6 separate regions of the Homo sapiens genome follow, and all the other regions are linked to region 1. A link is a contact called in ENCODE Hi-C or POLR2A ChIA-PET data. All regions are on one chromosome and are shown on one strand. The core of a region is the stretch at or near the end of the contact, and the rest is flanking DNA. Distances in the headings are between cores, read along the strand shown. Region 1 holds the start of CTDSP2 (CTD small phosphatase 2). Region 2 holds the start of SLC16A7 (solute carrier family 16 member 7). Region 3 holds the start of RPL41 (ribosomal protein L41). Region 4 holds the start of MYL6 (myosin light chain 6). Region 5 overlaps LRIG3-DT (LRIG3 divergent transcript). Region 6 holds the start of LRIG3 (leucine rich repeats and immunoglobulin like domains 3).

Region 1 (2,606 bases), core at 48-2,547:
CGCCTCACCCCCGCGAGGGCCTGCGGGCCCCCTCGCGCCTCCACCTGACGCTCTGGAAGGCGGGGGCCGCCAGCCGCTGCCCACAGAGAACTCGCACTTTTTCGCTGCGCGATTCAGAACCACGCCGGGTCTGATGCCATCCGGCGAATTATGTAACCAGGGACACCGCTCCCGGGCTAAACAAACGCGGCTCTGTGTGTGCAGCGCCGGCCCCGGGGGAGCGCACCGGGCAGGGAGGGGCTCTGGCCGGGCCTCAGGGTCGGGCTTGTTTGCTCAGCGAAACTGGTCAGAGGCAGCCGGGAGGGAGCCCGACGCCGCCAAGGTCCCGGGGCCTGCGCTGAGCCGGGAACCCGCCACGTCTGGTGCGCCAGGGCCCGGGCCCCTCCCCCACCGCGACCGCCCCCGCCTCCAAGAGGTGAACTTGGTCCCAAGTCCCGCCGGACGCCGTCACCGCCAGCTAGCTGCCCGAACGACCTCGGGCTTGGGGGGGCCTGCAAGTGCTGGACTCCAGTCTCGGTTCCGTTCCACCTGGGGCTCCCTCTGTCACCTTCCTAACCCCTCCCCGCGATCCCGGGGCAGCCGCGCGCGGCGGTGAAGGAAAGTGACGACCCCACCCCCAACTCCGGAGGCGGTGGACGCGGAGTGGCCCAGTGCTTCGAGAGCTACCCCTCCGTCTCTCAGCCCCGAGGGGGAGGGGTTGCGGGACAGGGTGACAGCTGCGCCGAAGACGCCCTTTCCGCTCGGGCGCCGGGATCCCCGTGCAACCCCCACGGAGGTCTGAGTGCCAGCCGGGATGCGGGGGCGGATGGACCGGAGGGGTCCAGTCGGGATCGCTGGCTCTAAGCCCTGGAGGTCAAGGGCCGAGACCTGGGTTCGGGGCTGTGCTAGCCCCCTCCGCGCCCGGGGGCGACGCAAAGTTTTGGGAAGTTGCTGCCCCTACCTTGCTTGGTGAGCACCAGGGCGTCTTCCCTCCGCGCCTGGGTGATGATGGAGCCGTGTTCCATCTAACAATCCCGCGGGCCCGGGCTGGCTGGGCGGGAGGACGGGCGGGCGCGCGGGCTGGGCTGGGCTGGGGGGCCTGGGCGGGGGCCCGCTCCGGCTCCCGAGACTCCGACTTCCACAGCTGTTCACATCCCCCCTCTCGTTTCCTCCCCGGACCGGGAAGGGAGGCGGCCTGTACAAAGGGCGGGCGGCCCGGGCAGCGGCTCCCCCGGGTGCCCCCGGCCCCGATCCCCCAGCGGCAGCTCCGGGCTCCTCAGTTTGGGTCCAACATGGAGAATCCGGAGCGAAAACAAGAGGAGGAAATGGGACACGGGGCGGTTTCCAGGCTCCCCCCTCCCCTCCGTACTCCAGATAAACAACCCGCGGCTGCAGCGCCCACCCCCGCGCGCCTCCCGGCTCTCGACTCGGCCTCTTCACGGCCAGCTGGAGCTTCCCGCTGGGGGCTGCGTCCTAGGCCCTGGGACCCTCCATCTGTGAGCGGCCGGGGCTGCGGACAGTCGGGAGCTTTGCTATTTTGTTACGGAAAAAGCGAATCCTCAAGGGGGGTGGGGTGGCGGGCGGGCAGGCTGGCGGGGGAGACTTGAAACCGTTCCGGTGCTCCGATTGGCTCTCTTGGAGAAAAGGGGCGTGGCCCCTCCTTACTATGCGGTGAGAGGACCTAACAACATTCCAGGCGCCACGGCCACGCCCCCGGGCCACTCCCCCCGCGCCAGACTGCGGCCTCCCAGTCTCCTCGGCCACACCCCCTTCCCAACTATTTAAAAGGCCGCTCCGAAGCTCACGTTCTGGTGCTCTGTGCTGGGGTGTTCTTTTCTCGGAGGGCGCACTCGGGGAAGGTGGAAAGGTTTCCCCCTTCAGGGGTGACCAAGACAAGCCGCTAAGCCTAACCTGACTCCAGCAGGGGATGGGGCGGATCGGAAGTTACCTTACCCCCCTGCTTAGCCCTAGAATCAAGGACGTACCAAGTCACATAAAAGTACAACCGTCGAGGCCAGGCGCGGTGGCTCACGCCTGTAATCCCAGCACTTTGGAAGGCCGAGGTGGGTGGATCACGAGGTCAGGAGTTCAAGACCAGCCTGGCCAAGATGGTGAAACCCCGTCTCTACTAAAAATACAAAAAAATTAGCCGGGCGTGGTGGCGGGCGCCTGTAATCCCAGCTACTCGGGAGGCTGAGGCAAAGACTTGCTTGAACCCGGGAGGCGGAGATTGCAGGTAGCCGAGATCGCGCCACTGCACTCCAGCCTGGGCGACAGAGCGAGACTCTGTCTCAAAAAAAAAAAAAAAAAAGTACAACCTTCGAATCCCGAAAGGGGTGTGTGCGTGTGGGCGGACCTAGGACTCCAGAGTATAAGAGCTGGAACTGACCTCGGGACTGTGTCCCCCAAAACACTGAAAATGAGACCTGAGGTGCTGGGCTTTCCTCACACCCACCGACTTACTCCCATTTAGGCGGCCCCGACTCCGCCCCTCCTCCCTACCTCCCTCATCCTACCCCTCTCTTTTTGCCCCCACAGTCCCAGCTTCCTTTAGATGGATGGAGGTCTCTCGGAGGAGCTTCAGCTTTGTGGACTCAGGCTGCCTTCCCCACTTGCTCTTTAGGCCT
Region 2 (2,606 bases), core at 75-2,574, 1.7 Mb after region 1:
ATAGTCACTGCTAGACATTTCATCATTATCAAAGGCCTATTATGTCTTATACAAATGTCTATTTAAGCATTTTTAGCTTAAAAATATAAAATCCTTTCTGTAATTTTCTGCCTTTTTTTCATTTTCAAATATCATTCTTTCAATAAAATTATCTTCCAGTAATTTTGATGTTATTAATCACGATTATTTTTTCATCTTGTATTATGCCTACCAGCCACTTCATGTATATTATTTCACTTAAATCTTATGAAATCAACACGATTGATATTACTTTTATTTCATAGCTACAGAAATTGAAATTCAAATTTCGTCCATTACAACAGACTAGCTGTGGCAAAGACAATGTGAATTTACCCAAATGACTTAACTCTTTTTATAAATTCGTAAAATGTGAAGAATCATAGAACACACCTTAAAATGATTGTGAAATCAAGGAGGAGAAAGCTAGCTAAACTGGTAGACAAACTGCAATAGGACTTGTCAAGCCAAAACCTACAATTATTCTTTTGGATAGTTTCTTTTTCTCTAAAGTGGCAATTTAACTTAAAGATATTAAAGAAACCCAATCTATGGGGTTACTTAAATGTTCTCTTCCAGCCCTTCCTCTTTCCAGTTTTACCAAGAAGCACATTTTAGACAGGGGAAGAGACCAAACCAATGACAGCAGAATTACCATTATCTCTAGCACTATTCGTTGTCAAATAACTAAATGCTGGTTTGAAGAACTAAGTAATTTGAGAAATTAAAAATGAAAGGAATTATAAATGATTTGAAAAAAAATCCTTCTTATTTTTAATGTTTTTTGGTGCTGTTTTCTATGTCCTTCCTCCTATGGTGTCAATTATATTTTTTTCCGTGAAGTGATTTGGTTGGTGAGTCTAATCTCCAACAGTGCCCTACCTCTTTCTCCCAAAAAGGCCTCAGTTGAAAAATGGCTCAACACTTTCCCTGCAAGCTCACAATGAGGATCTCCTATTCTCCCTGCATTCGGCCAGACTCTTCTTTTTTTGCATGCTTTCCTCTCCCATGCTTGGGTTGCACAGAGCTACCGCACATCTGTCTTCTAGGTCAGGCTACAGAGTACTTCGGATACAGCAAGTTACGACCCATCTGGAAAGACAGATCTACCTGCCTTTTGGCTTTCTTCCTTGGTCAAAACTAAAATCCGAAGTGGAGTGCCCCGAGCGATAGAGAAAGTGCCTATAGCTTTGACAGCCGCTTGGAGCATGCTCAGTCGGTCTCCAGGCACCGGGAGGCGGCTCCCCCCCACCACCCCCCGGGCCGGCCTCCACCGCAGCCTGTCCGGCCCCCACCCCTGGCGCGCGCTCCTCCGCACCCACAAGGGCGTTCAGCAGCCGCGCCTCCCCTTCCCGCCACCGCCTCCTTCTCCGCTGGCTGTGGCGGGCGAGGACACGTCAGGGGCCATAAATAAATAAATAATTCCATTCACCCGTTGACAGCGAGGCGAATCGGCTGCGGTTTGCTGGGAACGGAGGGCTGCAGCGCCCACCCTGCGCCAGAGACCAGATAAAGTAAGTACAGCTGGGGAGGGAGGGGAGAGGAGGAGGAGGAGGAGGAGGTGCCGGCTAAGAGGAGGGCGAGCCTGCGTCTGCGACCCGAGCTGCCCGCGGAGCCGCACGCGTGTGTGCAAATAATGGCCAGCCTGTGACAAACGTGCCAACGCAGAGTTGGCCAGCGAGCCCTTATATAGACAAAAAAATCCCGAAGCGGCCGCGGGAGCAGAGCTCGCGTCAGCCAGTGCGCGCCGACAGCTGCCCGGGAACTGAGGGGGCGCGCGGGGTCCTGGGCAAGGAGCGCCTCGCGTGCTTTCGGCCAGGAGGTGCTCACGCTCTCGGCTTTTACACCGAGACTCAGCGTGGCGCGGTGCACCCCAGTCTCCCTGGCTCACGGGACTCCGAGGGCTGCTTCCAGTGCGGCGTGTCTCTAGTGCGCGCCCCGCCAGCATCCGGCCCCCGAGCCCCCTAGGGTGGCGTGGCTTCATTGCCGCAGAAGGTGGAGGCGGGGGTGGAGTGTGTGGAGAGAACGTCTTCTCTTTGAGCAGATGATCAGGACAGGAAGAGGCTGTGAGGGGAAGACGAAATACCGGGGGATGGGGGGGTTGTCTTTCTTCATTTTTGGTCCCCAGGAAGGATGGCAGGGGTGGAAGCAGATGGAAAACTATATGCGGGCGAGGCCTGAGCCCAGGCAGAAAGGGACCTCTGACTTGGCAAGGGTTCAGGAGGGCCTGAGCCTTCTGGTCTTGCTGGGCCACTGCACCACATTGGGGGCGCCAGGCCCGGTCAGGTGGCGCCACAGGCTGCGAGCCCGCTCACGTGCGAACTGCCTGTTTTCTCAGCGGATGCTGCATCGCGGCGCCCTTCTCCACCCCCTTTTCTCCTCTACTTCCGCGAAAAGGATTGCAGACTGCCTTGGAAAGGGCGGTCGTGCCCAGTGCCACTTTCCCGGTAGGGCTGAGGAGGGACTTCTGTAGTTCCAATTCCAGGGAAATTAAAATTTTACACACACACACACACACACACACACACACACACACACACACACACACGAGACATAGAAGAGGAAACGAGGAGTGGTTTCTCTACAAT
Region 3 (2,606 bases), core at 51-2,550, 1.7 Mb before region 1:
GGGGATCTGGTTGTTTTCCAGTGCTTCTCACCTGAGCATACAATCAAACTGGGAAGTTCTTTATCTTAACACCAAATGTCATACTTTCCCTAGATTTAGGTAATTTTCTCCCTATGTCCGTTGGTTCGCTCTTCACCCCTAGAGAATCACTGCATAGGTCACTGCAGCCTCGACTTCCTGGGCTCGAGATTCCCCCACCTCAGCCTCCCAAAGCGCTGGGATTACAGGCATGAGCCACCGTGCCCAGCCCGCTGACGTATTTTCTGAACAAATGATGCATTGTAGCCAGGAATCTCTAGTGATATTTTGCTTCGGGCATCGTGGGGGAAGACCATAATCAGCTATTTTATTCTTGAAATTTAGGAAAAATAATTGCTCTATCTTAAACAGTGAGAAAATATTTTTTGAAGTATGGCAGCTTTCCCGAATCCCCACTTTATATCTTCCTATGTTCTGAAATCTTAGGACCTTCGATGGTTCCGGAATCGAATCACCCTGCAGCAATTTATTTTAGAAAATAAGGCAAACCGGCTGGGCGCGGTGGTTCATGCTTGTAATCCCAGCACTTTGAGAGGCCGAGGCGGGCGGATCGCTTGAGCTCAGGAGTTCGAGACCAGCCTGGGCAACACAGCGAAACCTCGTCTCTACTAAAAATACAAAAATTAGCCAAGTGGCGCGCGCCTGTTGTCCCAGCTGCTCGGGAAGCTGAGGCGGGAGAATCGCTTGTATTCAGGAGGCGGAAATTGCGGTGAGCCGAGATCGCGTCACTGCACTCCAGCCTGGGTGACACAGTGAGATCCTGTCTCAAAAAAGAAAAAAAGAAAGAAAGAAAGAAAAGAAAGAAAGAAAGAAAGAAAGAAAGAAAGAAAGAAAGAAAGAAAGAAAGAAAGAAAGAAAAGAAGGCAAACCAGTAAAACAAGAATTTCTGTACAGTCCGCGCCTATCCATAGCAAAATGGAGGACTTCTCCAGGGAACTGCAACTCCCAAGAAGCAATGCGAGGGAAGGTGGCGGTCACTATTTTTTCCCCGTCTGCACCTCTAGGTCCAATATTGGAAATAGGTGCTGACGTTTAAATAACACAGCGTCCTCATACTAAATCTGGGGGGGAACTGGTAACTCGAAAACCAAATACTCGGTCTTCCGAAAGAACTAACTCAACCTACCCTTCTACAAGAGGGTCCGAAAACCACTGTTACGCCCATTGGGTAGCCCCGCCCTTGGGGGGGGCAAAGGGCGTGAAAGCGGAAGTGACGACACCCGGCGCTCCATTAAATAGCCGTAGACGGAACTTCGCCTTTCTCTCGGCCTTAGCGCCATTTTTTTGGGTGAGTGTTTTTTGGTTCCTGCGTTGGGATTCCGTGTACAATCCATAGACATCTGACCTCGGCACTTAGCATCATCACAGCAAACTAACTGTAGCCTTTCTCTCTTTCCCTGTAGAAACCTCTGCGCCATGAGAGCCAAGGTGAGCGGTTCCTGGTAGTAAGCTTGGGAGGTAGGAGTTGGCGAGTAGTAGCGAGGAGACGAAGGCAAGTCCGCCATACCTCCTGAACTACTGGGTTTCAAGGGTGCCCAAGAGCTGGTGGGAGAGAGAAGGTAGTTTGTGAGAGAGCTAGCGGTTAAGTGCTATGGGTAGAGAGGGTGGGCTTAGAAAAGGGTGGAATTCTGATCTTATGTTGGGAGGGTGTCCAAGTTACTGATGTAGTTGTTACGACCAATCTTTCATACTTCTTGGTTAAGAATCTGTCCGGTTCTAAAGAGTGCATTTCATATCCTTGCTAAGCCTACTAATAAGCTTCATCCCTTTTTTTTTTTTTTTTTTTTAATTATCTGCTGCTTGTGATCGGTTGCTAGTGGAGGAAGAAGCGAATGCGCAGGTACGTTGAGACTTTGCCAGCCCAGGAGGAGGGAAGTTCCTTGGACAAAACTTAGGAGAAACATTTGGTTTGGAAATCTTAAAAGATCTTTAGGAGAAAAACGTTTGAGTGTTTTCTCCCTGGAGCCAGGATTTAACAGAACAGAGAACGATAGAACCGTAGTGCTTGTTCATTTTACCACCTCATTCTTTATGTGGACGTTTGATTTAATGTGGGAGGGAAAGGCAACTCTGGTTTGAGGTGTATTCCATTCCTGTGTCTGCTTTTCAGGCTGAAGCGCAAAAGAAGAAAGATGAGGCAGAGGTCCAAGTAAACCGCTAGCTTGTTGCACCGTGGAGGCCACAGGAGCAGAAACATGGAATGCCAGACGCTGGGGATGCTGGTACAAGTTGTGGGACTGCATGCTACTGTCTAGAGCTTGTCTCAATGGATCTAGAACTTCATCGCCCTCTGATCGCCGATCACCTCTGAGACCCACCTTGCTCATAAACAAAATGCCCATGTTGGTCCTCTGCCCTGGACCTGTGACATTCTGGACTATTTCTGTGTTTATTTGTGGCCGAGTGTAACAACCATATAATAAATCACCTCTTCCGCTGTTTTAGCTGAAGAATTAAATCATCTTGTCTATTATGTTTTTTATGGTTCCATCGGGTGGGGGTTTTCTGTCATTAGAGTTTGCCCTGTCACTACCTGTGCTATGGAGGGTATCAAAGCTATAAAGGCA
Region 4 (2,606 bases), core at 70-2,569, 1.7 Mb before region 1:
CCTATCTCAAAAAAAAAAAAAAAAAATTACAATTGTTATGTTTATATTGTTGTTTACAAAAATATATGGAAAAAGCCAGGCGCGGTGGCTCACGCCTGTAATCCTAGCACTTTGGGAGGCCGAGGCAGGTGTATGACCTGAGGTCAAGAGTTTGAGAGCAGCCTGCCCAACATGGCGAAACCTCGTCTCTACCAAAAATACAAAAAATTAGCCGGGCGCCTGTAATCCCAGCTACTCGGGAGGGTGAGGCAGGAGAATCGCGTGAACACGGGAGGCGGAGGTTGCAGTGAGCCGAGATCGCTCCGCTCCACTGCACTCCAGCCTGAGCGACAGGAGCGAAACTCCGTCTCAAAAAAAAAAAGGAAAAGCGTGGCCTGGGTGAGTGAAGGAGGGAAAGGAGGGCCTCAGACGTTGTGTCTGGGATTCAGGAGAGAAGATGACTGAGGAGGAGGTGGAGACCGTTCTGGCAGGACACGAGGACAGCAACGGCTGCATCAACTACGAGGGTGAGGGGACAAAAAAGCGGGAGCGGGGCCGAGGGAGGAGGGCAGCCTGGCGTCTTGCCGCGTGTGGGCGGGGGCACCCCTGGATTACCTAGAGTCAGATGTATTATCCAAAGGCCTGCTTCTGAAGCCCCTCTTGCCTCCTCTCTCTGCAGCCTTCTTGAAACACATCCTAAGCGTCTGAGTGCTGCAGGTAGGGCCCTCCCACCCCTTCGCCGCGCCTTACGAGGCAAGTCTCCCGCCCTTCTCTCAGCCAACATAGAAAAGCAGCGGAGTTCATTCTGCTGTCCGGTTGCTGCACGGGCTCCAGCGCTTCGCAACTTTGGTTTTTTTCCACAGATCCAGTGGGGTCCGGACACTGGGCCCCGCAGGCGAAAGCACGTTCCAGCCACCAGGAGGCCACCTATTGTTTCAAAATAAAGACTGGGTTCCTCTCTTGGTTTCAGACTGCTATTTTTTTCATGGTTGGGGGAGCAGCGGGAGACGGGGAGGGTGCTAGGAGGAGAGGGCGGGAAAAGAGGGCTCTCTCCTCTTCCAATCCTCTGATCTTCCTGCTGTTGGGAGGTGCAGATTCATTGTGCCCCAGCCCACGTCCCCCCACGACCCCCGCCCCCCCACCTCCCCCCACGACCCCCCCCACCTCCGAGCGGGTTCTGTGCCCAGGTGGCGCTGGAGAAAGGAACAGCGGACCCCGCCCAAGTCATTACTAATGTAGCAATCGTCTGCATAAACCCAGGCCACGGTTCCTATTGGCTGAGTCCTCTGAGGGTGACGTCATCGGGACGTACTAAGACTAGGGTTGGGCCGAGAGTCGGAGCCATTACTGCAGGAAAAGGTCCCGGAGAGCTGAGCAGTCAAGATGGTGGGGCCCAGGTCTTGGGAGACGGGCAGGATTGGGGACGAGAGGCAGGAAGAGACGGGTGGGGGGCGAGGAGAAGGCAGGGGTAGGAGGCAAAGGGAATCTGAGGACCCGAAAGGTTGGAGGTGGGGTTGGAAAGACTGGGGCCCTGCGGGGAAGCGAGTCTGCAGCCTGAAACAGGAGTTTGTGGGTCAGAGTTTGTGGGTCAGAGTTTGTGGGGCTGGGATAGAAACTCGGGGGATTGGCGTTCAGATGCTGACCACTTCCCTCTTCTCTGAGCAGTGTGACTTCACCGAAGACCAGACCGCAGGTAGGTTATCTCTGATCCCTACCGAGGTCACCCTTAGGGAGAGGGACACCCTCCCCCCAGCACCTATCCTCTAATCTTAATCTGTCATCTCTTTAGCACCCCCATGAGATTACCCCCTGGATTATTTTCTCTTCTTCTGGATCCTCCATTTTCTTTTCTCACTTTCTTCCTCCCTCCCCTTCCACTCTAGATCTGATCCCAAGCACTGGGTGAGTTTTAGGTGGTGTGGGTATGTGAAAAAACTTGGTCACTTAATGCCTGCTGTGTGTGGGGTCTCGGGAGGGTGTATAAAGCTGCCTGCTTTCCTTTGTCCTTTAATCAGCTACTTCTGCCTCTTTTCTCCTCTTGTGATAACTGTCCCCGCCCTCCCAGCTTGCAGTTGTGAAGATTGTAGAGCAGTGACCTGATATTCTGTGCAGATGGGGACAAGACAGGGGAGTTTGCTAAGGATATGACTGTAGCTATACCCTCTGGAAGTTCTCTTTATACTGGAGGGGTGCGAAGTGGCAGGTTGGGATGACCCTAGTCCCAGGCTGCTGCTCCCACTTCCTTATAAGGACAGGACTGAGACTGGGCGGTGGCGAATTCCTGCCCTGAGAAGTGTAGTAGCAGCAGTGGAGATTGGCAGGCCTGCCGCAGGCAGAGGGGTTGTGTAAATGGATGTTACCAGGCTGCCAGAAGGGGAGGAAGCCTCTATATAGAACACTTGAGTTGGGAGGAAGAGAAATAGAGCCCTCTTAAGTAGACTTTGGTGTACAGTTTGGTGCAGATATCTCGTTTCCTCAGCATGATCAAAGTTGAATGGGCAGCAGAGCTCTGAGGTAGGGTTTGGATTAACCCTCAAATCCTGTGTTGACATTCATCTGAATCCTCAGAGTTCAAGGAGGCCTTCCAGCTGTTTGACCGAACAGGTGATGGCAAGATCCTGTACAGC
Region 5 (2,606 bases), core at 36-2,535, 1.2 Mb after region 1:
CAAGTTTGAGTTGGCGTTCTTTCATTTGTAAGAGAAAAAGTTCTTATTCACACAGACTTAAGGAGATCATCTCCCTTTTAACTACAGTGTTTTGTAAACTTAAGTTTCATTATATCTTTGCAGTCATAAAGAAATATATTTTTGAGCAAACAGATATTCAATGAATTTTTAAAAAATAAATTGAATTGTTGAGCCTATGTAATTCAGGATAAAAATAGGTGTATCTGGGATCTTGAACATATATTTCAAATGACTTTTATAGTTTCTTGGTGATTGACTACTTTGATCATGATCTAAAATAATTTAAAGCCAATGTTTCATTGGCTTAGATATTTTTCTTAACCAGCTGACTTCTTCTAAACCTTGTTTGGAAAGTCAACACTCTAGAGGACTGATGCAAATTAAAGTGTTTTCCTGGGCACAGAGATAAGTGTCTTCCTGAAATCACAAGCAAAACACAAGATAGAATTGTTGAGGGTTGAGTAGGATGTAAAGGGAATTTCCAGTCATTGCCTCTGCAAAATAATATAGGGTCAGAAAGTTCAAAGGGGCTCTGGGAAGGAAAGAACAGAATGGCCCCCTCAATCAGAATTATATCCATTTTATGTTAAAACCACCGAACTACTTTCAATCTGGTACATATGTATTATACATATACCTACTGCAGCTTACATGCAAATGTGTTCATATACTTAGAACCACATGCAATGATCCCCTCTGCAATTATTCACAAATTAATCCTCCAAAAAGAAAGCAAGCTCTCTTAAATCTCTCCCATGTGCCAGGAAGTATGCTAAATGCTTTATACATTATCTCATAATTCTCTCAACAGAGATATGAGACAGATCTCTCCCATTTTATAGATGGTGAAATTGAGATTTAGAGTTTAAATAACTTGCTCAAAGTCTCACACCTACGAAGCAGTTTAAGTCATTCTGGCTTAAATACTCAACTTTAATCACTGTGCTATGTTGCCCCTCCCAGGTGTAATCTGTTTTAAAGATAAAAATACAGAGATATTGCCTGCCCAACAAAAGAGGTTGTAAAGTTTAGTATTCTTGGAACGAGGCAGAAGGAGTGGGTATATGATACATGGGAAAAAATCAAGTTATAAACATTTAGGAGGCTAATACTGGGGGAAAAAAGACGAAGACACATATTCCCTTCCTAGAAGTGATAAATCCTATTTACTGAGACTTAGTTTATTTTATGTAAATTCTATGTTTAACGTGAACTCATAGTTTCACAGCTCAAACCTGTTTGGCTGCTAACATCCTCCTTAGAGCTCTGCCAGCCAGAAAGTAAGCCAAACAGCAAAGCAATGCATGCTACAGCCTGCCAGATGCAGCTGCTGAAATCTAGCAGCAGATTTAGTGTTTCCTGTAGAGGCCTCCTAAAAACAAAAGTTCCCAGCTTGTTTGTATGTGACCAGCTTATGTTTCCATGATGCCTTGGACCATGGCTTTTTAGGGGTCATTTCATTTCATAAACCTTGTTCTGACTCTATAGGGAGTCCACTGCGTTCACACAGCCATGCTCATGGATATAATGAAATTTGATTTTTAAGTGGAAAATACATTGTTTATTATTAGCTTACAAACCAGACTTTTCCAAATCATGCAAAAGATTAGGGCAGTGTTTGATGCAACGTTCATCCATTTACTGAGGTGATGGAGACAAGGTCATGCTTGCTGATGAGATGAAACTTTAAATGCCTTGAAAATGTGGGAGGTCTTTGTGAGACTAAGCAAGGAATTCCATATAGCACAACACACACAGTGTTAGCTAGCTGCCCACATCTGTGTGTGGCTCAAGCAGAAATAGTGATGGAGTCTCTTAGAGCTAGGGATTGGTTCCCAACGGCCTCAACCCAAAGAGTTATACAAGCTTTGGGGAATAGTTTTAGTGTAATTGCACATGTGGTTCTTTTTTGTGACGTCAATCTAAGAGCCGATTCAACATTACTGAACCTTAGATTTTTGTCTCAAACACTTCTTTAAAAGTTTAGAAGATGCAATATTTCCTTATATCTAGCTTAATGTATTTGTTACATAAGCTTCTATAGAATGAGGTTATGAGAAAACATACTTGATATTTTTACCTAGCAAGTGTTTTAATAATTTGAGGCATTATACTTTATTTTTGTTAACACTTACTGAAAGCTGTCTGTATATTAGACATATAATATATATTTAGTCTCCATGTAAGGTTTAGTGCATTTTATTCCTTTGCTCCCTTTGTTGCTGTCTCCCTTTACTAGAATGTAAGCACTACAAGGGGAAGTTGTTTTGTCTGTTTTATCCAGTGATAAATCCTAAGCACCTCCAATCATGATTGGCTCAGTTAGGTTTTTAATAAATACGTTTTGTACAAATGAACAGGGAGTATACTCAGGGTTTTATAGACATATCCCTTTGAATCTTCATATCAACCCATATAAGCATGTTATGTTTTCATTCCTATTCACTGATAAGGAAAATGAGGCTTTGAGAATTTAAATAACAATTTCTCAAGTCCATATAGCAGATAAATAATCAGCCTGAATTCAATTATTGAACTCTTTCTCCGAACTCCATGTTTCTGATTTCTGGTATACGTTCTCCTCT
Region 6 (2,606 bases), core at 75-2,574, 1.1 Mb after region 1:
ATCAGCATTTCCAACTAAATTACATTTTCTTCCTTGTTCTTCACGCAGTTGGCAGTGATTTCAGGTTTTCAGACTTCGCAGCTAAAAATCCAAAAACTTGCATAAGAGCTCCCTGCGCTCTCCCCTAAACCGTCTGGGCGTTCTGAGGAGCTACAGAAATCACGCCCTTGATTCTGGATAATCGAGTTCCGCCCTTTCCATAGCTACCGACCAGTCTTTACAATCTGGTTGAGGAGTGGGAACTTACGGTCTGCTAATGTGAAAAAGCAAGCAGAGGGAGAACAACAGAAGTACGTCCACCATAACTTGGAGAATGACCGAATTCTGTTGAGGGGGCTTCCCAAATGAAAAGCCTGACTTCAGTTACTGGGTGGGAACAGGAAAAGGAGTCTGACGCAGCTAGAAACTAAAACTGAACCAGACTCATAACTCAGCGAGAACTGCAAACTCCTGATGTGTGCAGGTTGCCGCTTATCTCCCCTGGGCCTGGCAGGAGCAAGCATTTGAACCCCTTGGCTAGCTTAGGGCGCAGGACTTCATCCCCAATCTCTGGCGTCGTTACTGGCCCCCAACCCTGGTCTACCTGCAGCCAGTTAGGACGCGCCAAGAGCCCACCTGCGCCGCCCGCAAAGCACGTGGGAGGGAAACTGAGGCCCGGACAGTTCTTTTTCCACGCCCACGGAGCGCCGATCGCGGCCTGGGCCAGAAGGAGCTATACGGCAAAAAGGGGACTGCACGCCGAACCCCATTCCCCGCCGGCTCCTGTTTTCTCGAATCTCCAGCGGCCCGGGCCCCCTCCCCCCGCGGGAAGAATACTTACAGCCGAGCGACCCAGGACGGGAGTGGCTCGGGAAGACGCGCTAGCCGCTTACGACTGCAGTCCAGCAGGTCCCCGAGGCAGCGGCAGGTAGTGGGGCATGGGCGCTCGGCGGCTACCCCAGAGGGCTGCCCGAGTTCCCCGCGACCGCCGCTGTCTGACCGGCCAGCGCGCCCCAGCACCGCGCACAGCAGCAGCCCCAACCCCGCGGCGCGCGCACGGAGGCTCGGCGCGCTCATCGCGGTCCAGCGGCCTAGGTCTCTACCCGAAGCTCCCAGCCGGCGCGCGCTCGGGGCCCGGCACAAACTTCCAGCCGAGGGTGCACGCCCGCCCTCGCGGTCGCGTGCGCGCTCCTCCCTCGCGCTGCCCGGTCAATTCCTTCTTTTACTCCCGGCGGCGAAGCCCTTTCATGCCCCCAAACAGCAGGAGGGAAACCGAAAAGAACTGCCAACTGCAACAGAGTTGCAGCTTGAGCAGCGTCGGCTCGCCGAAGCCCCTTCTTGTCTGCAAAAGAAACTTTTTCGCCTCCACCCCGCGGCACTGCGCCAAGTCCCCGCGCGGCGGAGTAGCAAGGCGGGCGGGTAGAGGCCGACGCGCGCCCATTGGCCGACTCGGCTGCGGGCGTCCCCGTGGCCACGTGACAATAACACCGCTCCAGCCGGGGGCCTACGCGCGGGAGAAAGTGGAGCTGAGATTGTAGGAAATTCAGAGTTATATTTTCCAGCCTCTCCAGCCAGAAGTCTCCACTACGTCGTGGGAAACATATATCAAATGGAGTTGAAAGGCAAAAGGAAGTGAGCAAATACTGGGCTAGTTCTCGGAGTTGGAGGTATTTAGGAGAACTTCAGGGAAGTAAAGTTTAATTAGCAGTGTTTTCAGGAAACTTTTCAATTCCAAATTAAAGACACTGATAAATTATCCTACCATCCACAGATGAAAGAGTGGTTTCAATGAAAACAGCTCTTTCAACGTTAATGCTGGTGGGTGTTCCCCCATACATCGGCTTCAAAAGTAAAAACAATAATAAAACGTAAAACTCGTGGTTTTGGAAAGTGTATATTGAATTACAAATAGCCAGCCTTCGTGCACTGGATAAAGCTGGGCGGGGTGGGGGATGGGAGATGACCTTCTAATAGACCTCGATGGCAATCATAGATTCCTGGTAATAGTAATAATAAAAGTAGTCACAGTGACATTTCAAAGTAAAATGAAAACTAAGACCTTGGAGGAAAAAATTAGTATATGCACCTTGGTCCACTTGCGCTTTGAGTAATGACACATGTTGATTGAGAATGCTACCAGGGTAAAAGTACCTCCCGGCCTCCTCAGCTGGGGGAGTGGATGTTTGGGGCTGGATTCAGGCTACAGGACTTCCCAGTGAAGTTTGTTCCTTAACTTACAGGTGATCAGCGCCACAAGATGTTGAAACTAATGGAGACCGCAGAGATCATGTGCTAAGGGGCCTTCCTCCTCTGGGTAAGGAAATAGACCTAGAGAACGTAACTAATGTGTTTGTTGCAAAAAAAATAAAAATAAAAGCAAGACAGAAAACATGAACAAACCAAAAAACAAACCCTGGAAGCTTAAAGTAAGTTTTCACTTCTATACATTGTTTATTGCATGCTGTCTGCCCAAGCTTGTCTGTCCTTGGAGTTGCGTAAACTGCTCATGATTGAGGAGTGGAGATAGCTTGTGGAGTTGAGACTTTAACCCTGACTCTAAGGCCCATTGATTTTTCACTGTAGCAAATCACTCCCACTTACGGGGGAAGGAAAAGACTCACTTTGAA

The links. A loop is a pair of places that touch in the nucleus more often than their neighbours do. ChIA-PET counts read pairs that join two places held with the same protein, here RNA polymerase II (POLR2A). Pooled maps may share reads with other maps.
Region 2: a pooled map shows a loop between it and region 1 (30-fold over the local background). The contact joins the promoter of SLC16A7 here to the promoter of CTDSP2 in region 1. A Hi-C loop is called at or near these places in 3 of 37 single-sample maps with no recorded cell type and 15 of 50 pooled maps.
Region 3: a loop to region 1 is called in a map of gastrocnemius medialis, with 6 times the contacts of the local background. The contact joins the promoter of RPL41 here to the promoter of CTDSP2 in region 1. A Hi-C loop is called at or near these places in 1 of 168 maps with a recorded cell type or tissue (gastrocnemius medialis) and 8 of 50 pooled maps. POLR2A ChIA-PET finds 5 or more read pairs at or near these places in 1 of 52 experiments (activated T-cell).
Region 4: a loop to region 1 is called in a pooled map, with 4 times the contacts of the local background. The contact joins the promoter of MYL6 here to the promoter of CTDSP2 in region 1. A Hi-C loop is called at or near these places in 1 of 168 maps with a recorded cell type or tissue (naive thymus-derived CD4-positive, alpha-beta T cell) and 2 of 50 pooled maps. POLR2A ChIA-PET finds 5 or more read pairs at or near these places in 1 of 52 experiments (activated CD4-positive, alpha-beta T cell).
Region 5: POLR2A ChIA-PET joins it to region 1 with 12 read pairs in BJ. The contact joins the enhancer-like site here to the promoter of CTDSP2 in region 1. POLR2A ChIA-PET finds 5 or more read pairs at or near these places in 2 of 52 experiments (AG04450 and BJ).
Region 6: a loop to region 1 is called in a map with no recorded cell type, with 9 times the contacts of the local background. The contact joins the promoter of LRIG3 here to the promoter of CTDSP2 in region 1. A Hi-C loop is called at or near these places in 3 of 37 single-sample maps with no recorded cell type and 6 of 50 pooled maps.

Annotation. Positions count from the first base shown.
Region 1 is chr12:57,845,432-57,848,037 of GRCh38, forward strand. It overlaps CTDSP2 (CTD small phosphatase 2), which reads right to left and starts at 1,298. Exons shown (of 8, transcript NM_005730.4): 1 at 941-1,298. The coding sequence starts at 1,004. RefSeq lists silencers at 120-419, 1,010-1,439, 1,450-1,529, 1,600-1,779.
Region 2 is chr12:59,594,705-59,597,310 of GRCh38, forward strand. It overlaps SLC16A7 (solute carrier family 16 member 7), which reads left to right and starts at 1,325. Exons shown (of 6, transcript NM_001270623.2): 1 at 1,325-1,532. RefSeq lists a silencer at 1,254-1,323 and enhancers at 1,794-1,933, 1,984-2,133.
Region 3 is chr12:56,115,333-56,117,938 of GRCh38, forward strand. RPL41 (ribosomal protein L41) reads left to right here and starts at 1,301. Exons shown (of 3, transcript NM_001035267.2): 1 at 1,301-1,467; 2 at 1,857-1,879; 3 at 2,150-2,606. The coding sequence starts at 1,456. The coding sequence ends at 2,192. RefSeq lists an enhancer at 893-942.
Region 4 is chr12:56,157,040-56,159,645 of GRCh38, forward strand. It overlaps MYL6 (myosin light chain 6), which reads left to right and starts at 1,320. Exons shown (of 7, transcript NM_021019.5): 1 at 1,320-1,365; 2 at 1,645-1,672; 3 at 2,548-2,606. The coding sequence starts at 1,363. MYL6B (myosin light chain 6B) reads left to right here. Exons shown (of 8, transcript NM_002475.5): 6 at 429-506; 7 at 659-696; 8 at 843-943. The coding sequence ends at 687. MYL6B-AS1 (MYL6B antisense RNA 1) reads right to left here and starts at 1,186. Exons shown (of 3, transcript NR_186043.1): 1 at 1,144-1,186; 2 at 595-906. RefSeq lists enhancers at 319-428, 2,439-2,508, 2,549-2,606 and silencers at 1,049-1,218, 1,589-1,768.
Region 5 is chr12:59,076,371-59,078,976 of GRCh38, forward strand. The region is part of intron 3 of LRIG3-DT (LRIG3 divergent transcript); the gene reads left to right. Among named protein-coding and RNA genes, the nearest start is that of LRIG3-DT, 160 kb to the left of the region's middle. Within about 2 kb of position 1,286, at least 8 of the 41 ENCODE cell types and tissues checked have a DNase peak (open chromatin) inside an H3K27ac peak, as active enhancers do.
Region 6 is chr12:58,919,180-58,921,785 of GRCh38, forward strand. LRIG3 (leucine rich repeats and immunoglobulin like domains 3) reads right to left here and starts at 1,325. Exons shown (of 19, transcript NM_153377.5): 1 at 821-1,325. The coding sequence starts at 1,056. LRIG3-DT (LRIG3 divergent transcript) reads left to right here and starts at 1,525. Exons shown (of 6, transcript NR_183518.1): 1 at 1,525-1,611; 2 at 2,220-2,293. RefSeq lists an enhancer at 222-491 and silencers at 872-951, 1,372-1,481, 2,100-2,209.